Regions from separate parts of the Homo sapiens genome. Here region 1 is linked to region 2. The links are chromatin loops, found by intact Hi-C in ENCODE. Cell type or tissue: Caco-2. All regions are shown on one strand. Links, peaks and the distances in the headings refer to the core of each region. The heading gives the core; the rest is flanking DNA.

What was found. Hi-C counts contacts between places; a loop is a spot of excess contacts. Peaks named below come from ENCODE experiments on the same cell type or tissue, not always from the same donor. Only the 100,000 strongest peaks of a DNase experiment are listed, where the experiment ranks them.
Region 1: it touches region 2 in a loop (7-fold over the local background); 6 of 110 quality-filtered maps call a loop at or near these places.

Annotation. Positions count from the first base shown.
Region 1 is chr10:25,634,429-25,640,477 of GRCh38, reverse strand. No RefSeq gene overlaps it. Among named protein-coding and RNA genes, the nearest start is that of LINC00836, 14 kb to the left of the region's middle. In Caco-2, for the core only: no CTCF peak of the experiment used is centred there; no DNase peak of the experiment used is centred there.
Region 2 is chr10:25,110,956-25,117,004 of GRCh38, reverse strand. LINC01516 (long intergenic non-protein coding RNA 1516) reads right to left here and starts at 3,947. Exons shown (of 8, transcript NR_120649.1): 1 at 3,319-3,947; 2 at 300-393. RefSeq lists a silencer at 3,581-3,630. In Caco-2, for the core only: a CTCF peak has its summit at 3,677 (motif pointing left); a DNase peak (open chromatin) is centred at 3,654.

The DNA of each region.
Region 1 (6,049 bases), core at 581-5,580, 520 kb before region 2:
TGCCCAGGTGTTCAAGTGCACATAGACCCACGGATGGTCCCTGTCTCTGAGTATCTCTTGTAGCTAATGTTTGTGCCACATAATTGAGGCCCCTTCCTTAGCTCTTTGTAGTGTTCTCATAATCATATGTCCAGGCCAGAATGTCTATTTATTTTATAAAAACCTTTCTCTGCTGGCTGCGGTGACTCGCACCTATAATCCCAGCACTTTGGGAGGCTGAGGCGGGTGGATCACGAGGTCAAGAGATCGAGACTATCCTGGCCAACATGGTGAAACCCTGTCTCTACTAAAAATACGAAAATTAGCTGGGTGTGGTGGTGGGAGCCTGCAGTCCAAGCTACTCGGGTGCCTGAGGCAGGAGAACAACTTGAACCCGGGAGGCGGAAGTTGTAGTGAGCTGGGATCGTGCCACTGCACTCTAGACTGGCGATAGAGTGAGACTCCGTCTCAAAAAAAGAAGAAAAAACAAAAAACAAAAAACAAAAACCTTTCTCCTCACTGTGCACAGAGCTGGGTCCATAGTAGATTCACTAGTTTAGTTCAGGAAAATAAGCTTTCAGGATAGAGAGGAAGGATAGCCCCTTTCCTGGAATTAAATGAGACACCTCTAGCACTTAGCCTACTTCAGAGCCCTCTTCTGGTCATGTGGATAGATCACTGTGTGCAACTTCAATTAGTCACACATAGATTCACCACATTTCAGCAGCAGAAAGAGAAAAAAGTTATTATACCTAAATTAAGTCCTTTGAGACCCTGGTTGATAAAATTCTTAAATATTATACTGGAAAATATTTCCCAGCGTCTCTCAACTAATTCATTACAATCATTAGGAAGTAAAATTGCAATAGCAACTAGTTTATTTTGACTGAATCAGTTGGTGAATTCAGTCATGCAATCCATAATCATGGTTAATTAAATTTTAAAATATTCAAATTGGGTTTATATGCTCCTGTGGCCAATGCTTACTTTAAGTCTCCCTTTGTTCAGTTCCAACTTCCGCTCTGGGAAGTTTCTAGTAATAGGCACAGAGCTGTAACAGAGCATGCTGCAGACATCTCATTAGGTCTTAGACGGACCTGCTGAGCCAAATAGGAACCCAGGTTATTACACTTCTTTTAAGAACTGGGGCCAGGTGTGGTGGCTCACGCTTGTAATCCCAACACTTTGGGAGGCTGAAGCGGGTGGATCACTTGAGTTTAGGAGTTGGAGACCAGCCTGACCAATATGGTGAAACCCTTTCTCTACTAAAAATACACAAATTAACTGGGCATGGTGTTGGGTGCCTGTAGTCCCAGCTACTCGGGAGGCTGAGGCAGGAGAATGGCGTGAACCCGGGAGGCGGAGCTTGCAGTGAGCCGAGATCGAGCACTCCAGCCTGGGCGAAAGAACGAGACTCCGTCTCAAAAAAAAAAAAAAAAAAAAAAAGAAAGAAAGAAAGAAAGAAAGAAATAGGCTGGATAGGGGGAGCATACAGAACCTGCAGTTTTGTTCACAGAAGCAGATTAATTGTGAGAGCCATTATGCCCATAATATGCCACTGGTTAGTCCTAATATTCCCTTGTCGGAGGTTCTGAGCATGACGTTGAAAATCGTCTTGGTGGACGCCGGCCATTTCTCCAAACCTGCACCTTCATTTTACCTACTTTGAATCTATGCCAGTTATCAGTGCCTCATCTCCAAATCCACTCTTCTTTGTCCTACTTTGTGCTACTGGAGATGGACCCTGGAATATGTCTCCTCGGCCAGTGCAACTGGTCCTTGATAGAGGTGAGAGAGTGGGAGAGATATTAAAAGAGGACAGGGCTTGTTTTTCCCTTTCTGGTACCTTATTTTTCTTGCTCTTTCGGCATAGCCATGGCTGCCAGCAGGTGGCTTCCTTGTTTAGGAATTTCACTGATTAGAAGTAAGAGACAGCTGAACCTTCGTGGGGCCATTCATACAAGTCCCTATTTAGGGAACAAAGCGGGCAGCTTTCCTGCCAGTGGGGCTAGGGATACTGCAACCCAAGGTGGTAAGCCCCAATAGCACCCACCATGGGCAGTTTCCTGCCAGCCCGTCCTGGCCTGTGGCATCTCAGCAAACTTCTCCATCCAGTGGGCCATCGATCCGTTGTCTCCAACAAAGTAAGTCTCAGCCATGGAGTGGAGCTTTTTCCAAGTTTGTTCCTTCCTCGAGCACTCTTTCAGCCCCTTCGTGGAGTGGTTGTACTCTAGAGATGCTATTTCTGTTTTTGTTTTTCATTTTTTTGTTTTTAGATGGAGTCTCATTCACTCTATAGCTAAGGCTGGAGTGCAGTAGTGTGATCTCAGCTTACTGCAACCTCCACCTCCCCAGTTCAAACGATTCTCCTGCTTCAGCCTCCTAAGTAGCTGAAGGCATGCACTACCATGCCCAGCTAATGTTTGTATTTTTTAGTAGAGATGGGGTTTCACCATGTTGGCCAGGCTGGTCTTGAACCCCTGACCTCAGATGATCCACCCACCTCGGCCTCCCGAAGTGCTGGGATTAGAGGAGTGAGCCACAGTGCCCGGCCTATTTCTGTATATTAAGAGTTATCTTTACCTCTCTTAGAAGGTAATCCTTCATTAGTAGTTAATAACTTTGATGTTAAATTGTCCCAGTAAAAATTACTTGTGTGGTGTCTGTTTTATGGCAGGACCCCAGCTTTTGTAGCTGCTGCTTCATGAGTAGATCATCCTTGCCCTTTGGTCCAGGCCGGCTTCAACTATTCTGTTTGGACCTTGTCTTAATTTGTCTTTGGACTTTGCTCCTTGGCATTGATAAAGAATTAACGCTATGCCTTAAAATTCCCCCTGAATTGGTTTAAGCAGGTTTCATAGCTACGTGAAAGACCATCATCTTGGTAGCAGCATCTACCTTCCCCATCTCTATCCCTCACCCCTGCGTGTCCAGGAAGAGTGATGAGTCAAGTTCAAAAAGTACAAATAAGATGATCTGTCTACAAAGCTGTATGAACTGCAGAAGTATAAAGTACCTGTTGACTCATCACTCCTGTTTGAAGGGATGCAATTGAAATGGTTCTTGGAAGCATCCTGTTGCTGCTTTGGTGCATAGAGGCTGTGCAGCTAAAAGACGCTTAGAACATGTGTGTGAGATTACAGAATGGTAATTACCATTGTTATCAGCATTTATTGAAGGCTTACTGTGAGCCAAGTGAAACTCAGAGATCGAGCAATATGCTCAAATGCATCCAATCAGTAAGAGGTGGAGATACCATTTTTTCTTAGGTTTGTCGTTTCCAGAGCACCCCTGCTTTTTTTTTTTTTTTTTTTTTTTTTTTTTTTTTTTTTTTTTTTTTTTTTGACAGGTCTTCTGTTACCCAGACTGGAGTGTACCACAGCCTCCCAAAGTGTAGGGATTACAGGCATACCCACCATGCCTGGCATAGAGCCCTAGATTTTAAGACCTTCCCTTGAATCTCTTCCCTGCCTAACAGGCAGCACTGCTACTTCCCTAGGAACAGACCTTAGCTGTAGGAGAGGTTTGCTTTAGGAGTCACCATTAGAACTGAGTTGAGTCCCACCTGTTCTTTTCAAACGAGTGAGAATCCATAGCATAATAAACCTTAGACGACAAGCTATAAAGCCAAAACAAGCATCTCATTATCAACTAGCCATTGAATCTGGTTAAGAGCTGTTTCAAAGCCATGGCCAGAATCTGGCCAAAAACCTTTGGTCTGAACATTTCCCTTGCTCCTTTGAGTATTTGCTTGGATTGATTTATTAAAGATCATTGGATTTCAGGTGCTGGGCATCTTTAGAGCCATATAACAAAATTTAGTTTTATACTTAGCTTTCACGAGTTTCACATGAAGACAACATAGAACAGGATCAAGGTAATAGAAAATATATAAAAACCATGGGTGTTAGGAATAAACAATTCAAATAAGGGTCTCTCCAGGGAGGAATAAGTGCAAACTGTTTATGCAACAGATATGCTTCTATAGTTTTGGGGTTTTACATTTAAGTCTTTTTTTTTTTTTGAGACGGAGTCTTGCTCTGTTGCCCAGGCTGGAGTGCAGTGGCGCGATCTCGGCTTACTGCAAGCTCTGCCTCCCGGGTTCATGCCATTCTCCTGCCTTAGCCTCCCGAGTAGCTGGGACTGTGGGTGCCCGCCACCACGCCTGGCTAATTTTTTGTATTTCTAGTAGAGACGGGGTTTCACCATGTTAGCCAGGATGGTCTGGATCTCCTGACCTTGTGATCTTCCCACCTCAGCCTCCCAAAGTGCTGGGATCACAGGCTTGAGCCACCATGCCCGGCCTACATTTAAGTCTTTAATCCATCTTGAGTTGATTTTTGTATATGGTATGAGGGAAGGGGTCCTGTTTTAAGTTTCTGTATATGGTTAGCCAGTTATCCCATTAATTGAACGGAGAGTCTTTTCCACATTGCTTGCTTTTGATGATTTTATTGACTATCAGATGATTGTAGGTATGCAGCTTTATTTCTGAGCTTAGAGAATCACGTTATTAATCACATTTTTCAAGAATATATATTTTTAAAAACATGCATTAGGAGAATGGCCCATTTTCAAGAATCACTGCCTAAATTCTTCTGCAAAGTGAATAATACCTGAATTATGTAAAGGAAATCTAGACTTTCATGTATCAAGTTTGCTTAAAGCGTGATCCCCTATAGCATTATATTTGTCCTATCTGGATCCTAAGGCCAAACTCCTCCCTCCAACCTCCCTATCAGCAACCCCTGTGACTTCTTGATAATATGGATGATCTAGAATTCTCTCCTTTTCGATTTATGATTTGGCTGGCATTCATATAAAATGTCAAACTGCTAGTTCAGATGTGAGAAAGTTGCATTTTTTTTTCCAAACTGTCTTTCATATACAGGTTAATTCCTGCAGTGACCAGAAACTAAGAGTGGGGGTTGAAAGCAAAGGAGAGAAATGAAATATACCAAGAAATCACAGAATAAGCATTTAATTATGACCCACTTATTATTTTCAACAGCATGACCCCTCTGGACAACATTCTTAACAACTTTCAAGTTTAATTTTACCTGTCACCACTCTCTCGGTGACTTCAAATCATCCCAGTAACTTTTACTTTTTCTTTGCCTCTCTTTGGTTTTTGTTTGTTTGTTTGTTTCTGGAATAAACAGTGAAAGGCCCTTTGGGCAAGTCCAGGTACTGACCTGCACAAAGTGAAGCTTGTAATAGGCAAATAAACTCCAGATAAATGAGATTCATTTCTTTTAACTGTTCATGACTTCAACTTGGCTTGCATTTCTACTTCAACAATATTTGATATACATCAGGTGTGAACATTGTTTCTTCTTTTGTTCTTGCAGCAGGTGAATAAGGTGGGATTTGAAATCAGCATGGCAGTGTCCAGTGGAAGAAGGGAGCTGAAGTTTCTTGAGGGTGAGTCATGTGCTACACTCCTTATCTTCATTAGTCCATTGGATCTCATGTTGGCTCCATAATATAAAGAAAGTTTATGAGCAAAGAAATCTGTGAGTGCATTTTTTCTTGTACTAACTGGTTTGTTACTCGCTTAGCTGTAGAGTTTGAATCTAAATAGAGTTAAAGTTATGGTTAGGATTCAGTTTAAGGCCAGGGACTCAGGGTCAGAATGAACTCTATTTTCTTTTTTAATATCAACTATTTAATCTTTTTTTTGTCTTTTTTTATTATACTTTAAGTTTTAGGGTACATGTACACAACGTGCAGGTTTGTTACATATGTATATGAACTCTATTTTCTAATGAGAAAATAGAATTGCAGAGAGATTAAGGGATGTTTCCCATGTCACCCAGTGTATTTGTCTTCTATACGTGCTGTAACAGATTATCGTGCACTGAATGGCTTCAAACAATACAAATGTATTACCCTGCAGTTCCCTAGGTCAGAGTCCAACATTGGTCTCACTAGCCTGGAACCAAAGTGTTGGCAGGGCTGTACTCCTGTCTGGAGCTCTGGCATGGAATTGTTTTCTTGCCTTCTCCAGCTTCTAGAGGAACCTGCATTCCTCAGCTCCTGGTCATCTTTGGAGCCAGCAACGGCAGGT
Region 2 (6,049 bases), core at 705-5,704:
AGGCCCAGGTCTGCTCATGAAAAGGCAGGACTTAATGGAATATTCCTAGATCCTGAAATCCCAGAACAGGGGAAGGGAGGTTGCTGGGCTGTGGTGCAGGTGCACAACAAGAAAGGTTACATAAGTATGGCACAGAGAGAATTTCAGGACCCACACCCCCAAACCCAGGCCTGGAAAATGTGCCTTTGCTGAGTAGCAGAACTCATACCTTACGTGGTAGGGTATATTGTTTCTGGATGCTGATGGAACTTTTTAAGATGTAGATAAATTCCCAGGGGCCCTTTTAAGCAGACTCTCACCCTGGGAAGACTGCTGATTATCACAGCTGCAGAAGGGGGACCCCAGGAAGCCCAGGTCTGTGTCTTTGGTAAGTAAAAACATCACGCAGAGAGCCTGGAGGATTTTTATTAAGCAAAAGATTCACAGGTTACCAAAATAATATAAAAGCCAAATTTCATTTAAAACACACAACTGTAGGAAACCTTCCATATAACCTCAAGATCCTCACCAATTCATTTATTGCAGAAAAGATGCTAAAAATATTCCAGGTCTATAGAAGAAGTCTGGAAAAAAATCCATAATTAAATTTTGGAATTTAGATGATGACAGGATGTAGAATAAAGAAAGACTCAGAGATCTTTAGGGTTGATCAGGCGTGGCCATATGGAGGAAGCGATTTGGGGAATTTTATTTCCAATGTGTTGGGAACATAATGGCAGGGGAAGATGAAAGATCTCAGGAATGTCTACAGCAAGGCGTGGACTGGAATAACCACACATGCCAAGTGAGGCTGCTTCACCCTCACACCTCGAAAGGAGCAATTCTGGCTTACAGTCAGTCTTGGTCTTTATACCCTTGTTTCTTCTGGGTCAGATTAAGGGTTCCAGAATGTTCTGCATACTCCCAAATTTTCTTTCTAAAGCAAAGTCTGCCCTACTCTAGGAATCTAGGGTCTCCCAGAGATCCTGTTACTCAGGAAAGATACTTGCATCCTGGGGATTCCTGGGATTCAAGCCTTTGGTCAACGGGCTTCAGTCTCTAAATTCATATTTTGATGAGTTCAGTTAGTCAAAAAGCTGGGGATCAGAAGTTGAAGCCCAGGAGTTCGAGGCTGCAGTGAACTACAGTCATGCCACTACAATACAGCCTGGGCAACAGAACGAGAGACCTGTTTCTAAAAAAAAAAAGAGGATGAAGAACAAAATAATTTGCAATGCTCATAAAACACACAGGGGGAAAGGAAGCATGTGGCAGAGAAAAGCACAGGAAATAGTAGATACAAGACAGGTTGAGATAAGATAATAGAGCTTAGTTTACTCTTTATACTGAAGGTAAGTAATTAGAAACAACAGGTAGATTTTTCTAGCCCTTTCTACTCATATACAACTAAAAAAAAAAACATGTTGAGCAGTCAGAAACACAGGACAGTTTCTTTCTCATAGTTACAGAGAGAACCGCCCCCCTCATGTTAAATCTGAATCGAGAAAAAAAAAATGCTGCCCCTTTGCAGAGATGAGGAACAGGGAGGGAGGCAGAGAGGGAGGGAAGGATGGAGGGAAGGAAGGAGGGAGGGAGGAAGGGAAGGGGGGAGGGAGGAAGGAAGGGAAGGAGGGAGGGAGGGTGGAAGGGAAGGAGGGAGGGAGGGTGGAAGGGAAGGAGGGAGGTAGAGAAGGGAGGGAGGGATGGAGGGAGAGAGGGAGGGAGGGAGGGAAGGAGGGAGGGAGGGTGGAAGGGAAGGAGGGAGGTAGAGAAGGGAGGGAGGGATGGAGGGAGAGAGGGAGGGAGGGAGGGAAGGAGGGAGGGAGGGTGGAAGGGAAGGAGGGAGGTAGAGAAGGGAGGGAGGGATGGAGGGAGAGAGGGAGGGAGGGAGGAAGGGAGGAAGGAAGGGAGGGAGGGAAGGATCAACGGCCACAGGACATGACACTTGCCTGTCCCAGAAGGGCAGCTTTGCCATGGCCCATAATTCAAAGTGGCTGATACAGACTAAATAAGCCAACGTGCTGTGAGCACCTACTAAGCCCAAGATGTGGAAGCTGTGGGAAATACAAAGATGGATAGGGTATGGCTTCTTGATCCCGGGCTCACGATCATCTGGAGGGAGCCAGATCAGATTAAGAATAAGAAGGAAATCCAGGCTGGGCACCGTGGCTCACGCCTGTATTCTCAGCACTTTGGGAGGCTGAGGTAGGCAGATCACCTGAGGTCAGGAGTTTGAGACCAGCTGGCCAACATGGCAAAACCTCATCTCTACTAAAAATACAAAAATTAGCTGGGTGTGGTGCCGGGCGCCTGTCATCCCAGCTACTTGGGAGGCTGAGGCAGCAGAATCACTGGAACCCAGGAGGCGGAGGTTGCAGTGAGCCAAGATTGTGCTGCTGCACTCCAGCCTGGGTGACAAAGTGAGACTCCACCTCAAAAAAAACAAAAAGAAAACAAAGTAAATCCAGTCTTTAGGGTCATAATAAACCAACCCTAAGGATGCCAAACCAGGTATTCAGGAGAAGAACAGCAATCTGCTCAAATGTAACCCAAAGGCAGTAGCTCTCAGCCCCAGCCAGCCTGCCACATAGACATCGTTTGTGATTGTGGGGGTTGCCAACTAAGAACACCAAATCACAATCCCTTTCTGCCCCCTGGTAGCCCACAGTCCAGTGTTTCACATGTCTGAATGTTCTCTGGTATCTCAAGCAACGTGTGAGCCTAAGAGTAAGAACTCCCTAGATTCAAATTGTGACTCCCCCATCTACTGTGTGACCTTGGGCAAGTTACATAACCTCTCTGTGCCTCAGTTACCTTATCTGTAAAATAAATACCTTCTTTGCCACATTGTTGAGAGAATTAAGTGAGCCAATACTGCAAAGCATTGAGGAGAGTGTCTGACACATAGTAAGCGCTTAATAAATGTTAGCTACTTTTATACCAAAGTCCTCTATTTAGGAAGTCCTTATTGTTTCTTATCAGCCAATACCTTCACAGGAATGAGCAAGAAGTTGTATAGGCTGAAGAGGGTGGAGGTGGAGACAAGTGGAGTGAGGAGTTAAAAGCATGGCAGAAAACAAAAAGCTCTCTGTTTCTCAATGCTGCTGGGTATCTGTCACCATGGTGATTTGGGGCTGGGACTAGGGGAAGGTGCACAATGAAAGCAGCTGCCTGGGCGCCTCTCAGCCCCACCCTGGTTCTGGCTCATCTTGGCACTCATACTGGTTTCCTCCTAGGGCCTTTCTTTGGGTTTTCCTGGCATCCTCTTTGATGACATAGGAAAGAACATGGACAAATATATGAGAGAAATAAAGAAAAGTTAGAAAACTAGTTACTCACCAAACATTCCGTAAAACTACAGTCAATGTGGGAGCCCAAGAGTGATGCCCACTTTCAAACACCGCTGCCCCCACCAGTGACTCAGTCTAGAACAAGTAGAGTCTGAATAGAGAGCACCCCCCATCAGCTCCCACTCCCGCCCCACACCGCGCTGAGAGAGCTGCCCAGGGTGGGTAAGAGTTAGGAGGGACTGTCTGGTCAGCCGCGGGGAGCGTGTCAACCTCATTTAACCCTGCAGAAGCATTTCCCCCTTGTTTGTACTTAGAACAAACCAGGAATCCATTCTTTCACAGAGCACTGCTCCTGTCCTGAGCTGGCCGCTTGCCTGGTAGCCAATCGAAATGTCTAGCCGCCCCCTAGTGGTAAAGGTTTGTGCCATGGCTGTAGAGAAGGCACCTAAGATCCTGAAAGGTGATGGGAAGGGTGTTTGAGAATGCGCCTTCTTCCCCCTCCTGTGCAAATGGATGTGCCAAACATTTGCTGCGCCAGGGGCCACCTTGGCTCACTTCTCTGCCAGACGCTATGGTGGGAGGTGAGATGCTTGCTGGGCAGAGACCAGATTTAATTTTCTGCTTGTTTCCATAAGTAAACTGTCTATCCCTTGTCAGAGCTTCTCCTTAAGCTCTTTCTGCATCAGGGTGGTAGACACAACATCTGTGGATGCTTTTGATTTCTTGTTTGCCTAGGAACTAACTGGAACCTCTGTGAAGATGGAATGTGGTTTTCTTTCCCTTTCTTTTGGTCCACCTGTCAGTAAGGGGACAGGAGGGAAACCCTCAGGGCTGGCTCATATCTTTAAGGCAGCCCCTGAGTGGTATTCCATGTGGATTGGCTCATTGGTCTTTAATTTCCAGGCTTAGCTTGATCGTAGATTTTAGACAATTTATACTTAATGGTAATTAACAAACACCGATCATTTGAAGGAGTGTTGCTTGGTGACTAAGAGCATAGGCTCTGGCGCCCAGACTACTCAGAATCAACCCTCATCTTTATCACTTACAAGCTGTGTGACCTTGGGAAAACTCCTTAACTTCTCTGTGCCTCAGGTTTCTAATCTGTAAACAGGGGTAATAAGAGAAATTACCTGATAGGCTTACCCAGAGGACTAAATGAGTTAAATTTGTAAAACCCCTGGAGTAGAACCTGATACATTGTGAATGTTGTGTTAGTTATTAGGAAAGTTGTTGTTATATGTCATGGATATCAGTAATTATTATGTTTATTATTATTATGCATTATTAGACATATCACTTCCTTTATCTCCTCCACAATCCTTTTGTTATCCCCATTTCACAGATGAAGAAACTAAGGCAGGAAGTTGTTAAGTGTCTTTCCAAAAGACTGTGTCAAACGGGCCCAGCACTGAGGAGTTCACGCAATCCATCATAGGAGTTCAGAGAGTCACAGGGTAAGCTCATGATCTAAACAAATATCTGTGAGGAAGTGTTATCAGTCCTCAGACAGAAATCTGAAGAGGGTATTGTGTGGTGGATAAAATAGGGAGGCCAAGAGGGGAAGGAAGAGTCAGGAAATCCATGGATAGAAAGGGGAAGAGAAGGGTGAACAGAAGAAATATTGTGAACAAAGGCAAAGATGTGGGAGGCAGCAAGGGATGCTCTGCAAGCACGGTGAGTGTTGGTTGCAGTGAGAAACAGGATGAGCTGTGTACAGTGACTCACGCCTAGAATCCCAGCACTTTGGGAGGCTAAGGCAGGAGGATCGCTGAAGCCCAGGAGTTCAAGACTAACCTGGCCAATGTAGCGAGATCCCCGTCTCCAAAATATTTTTTTTTAATTAGCTGGTCATGTTGGCTCACATTTGTAGTCCCAGCTGCTTGGAGGGTGAGGTGGGAGGATTGCTTGAGGCTGGGAGTTCGAGGCTACAGTAAGCTATGATTGTGCCACTGTACTCCAGCCTGAGGGACAGAGAAAGTCCTTGTTTCAAAAAAAAAAAAAAAAAGAAAAAAGAGAGAAAGAGAGAGAGAAGCAGGATGAGATGGGATTGAGAGGAGAGGAGGAGTCAGATCAGCCCTTTCAGGCTGGGCTGCACTGTTGGACTAGAAGCCCATGAGCAAAGGCTCTCAAATAGGGAAGTGACATGAGAGAGCCAGAAAATCCACTCGTCTGCCCTCTTTTACAATAACTGATAAAATTCCTGATGTGGAGTAATAGTTTTGAATTTTATTTTAATTTTATTGAGACGGAGTCTCGCTCTATCACCTAGGCTGAAGAGCAGTGGGGCAATCTGGGCTCACTGCAACCTCTGCCTCCTGGGTTCAAGCCATTCTCTTGCCTCTGCCTCCCGAGTAGCCAGGATTACAGGTGCCCACCACCACACCTGGCTAATATTTGTATTTTAGTAGAGACAGGGTTTCACCATGTTGGTCAGGCTAGTCTTCAACTCCTGACCTGAAATGATCCAAATACCTTGGCCTCCGAAAGTGCTGGGATTAGAGGTGTGAGCCACCACACCCAGCCTGAATTTTTTTAGAACACACTGGCCCTTAGATTTAGAAGTATTGGTGGTCAGCATCTCTCCTCCACTGGCCATTTTTCTAGTTGGTTCTTACCAATTCTAACCTGACTGTAGATGAAAATGGAAACAAAATTAAAAAAGAACAACCAGGCTGGGCGCAGTGGCTCACACCAGTAATCCCAGGACTTCGAGAGGCCAAAGCAGGAGGGTCACTTGAGGTCAGGAGTTTGAGAACAGCCTGGCCAACATGGCAAAA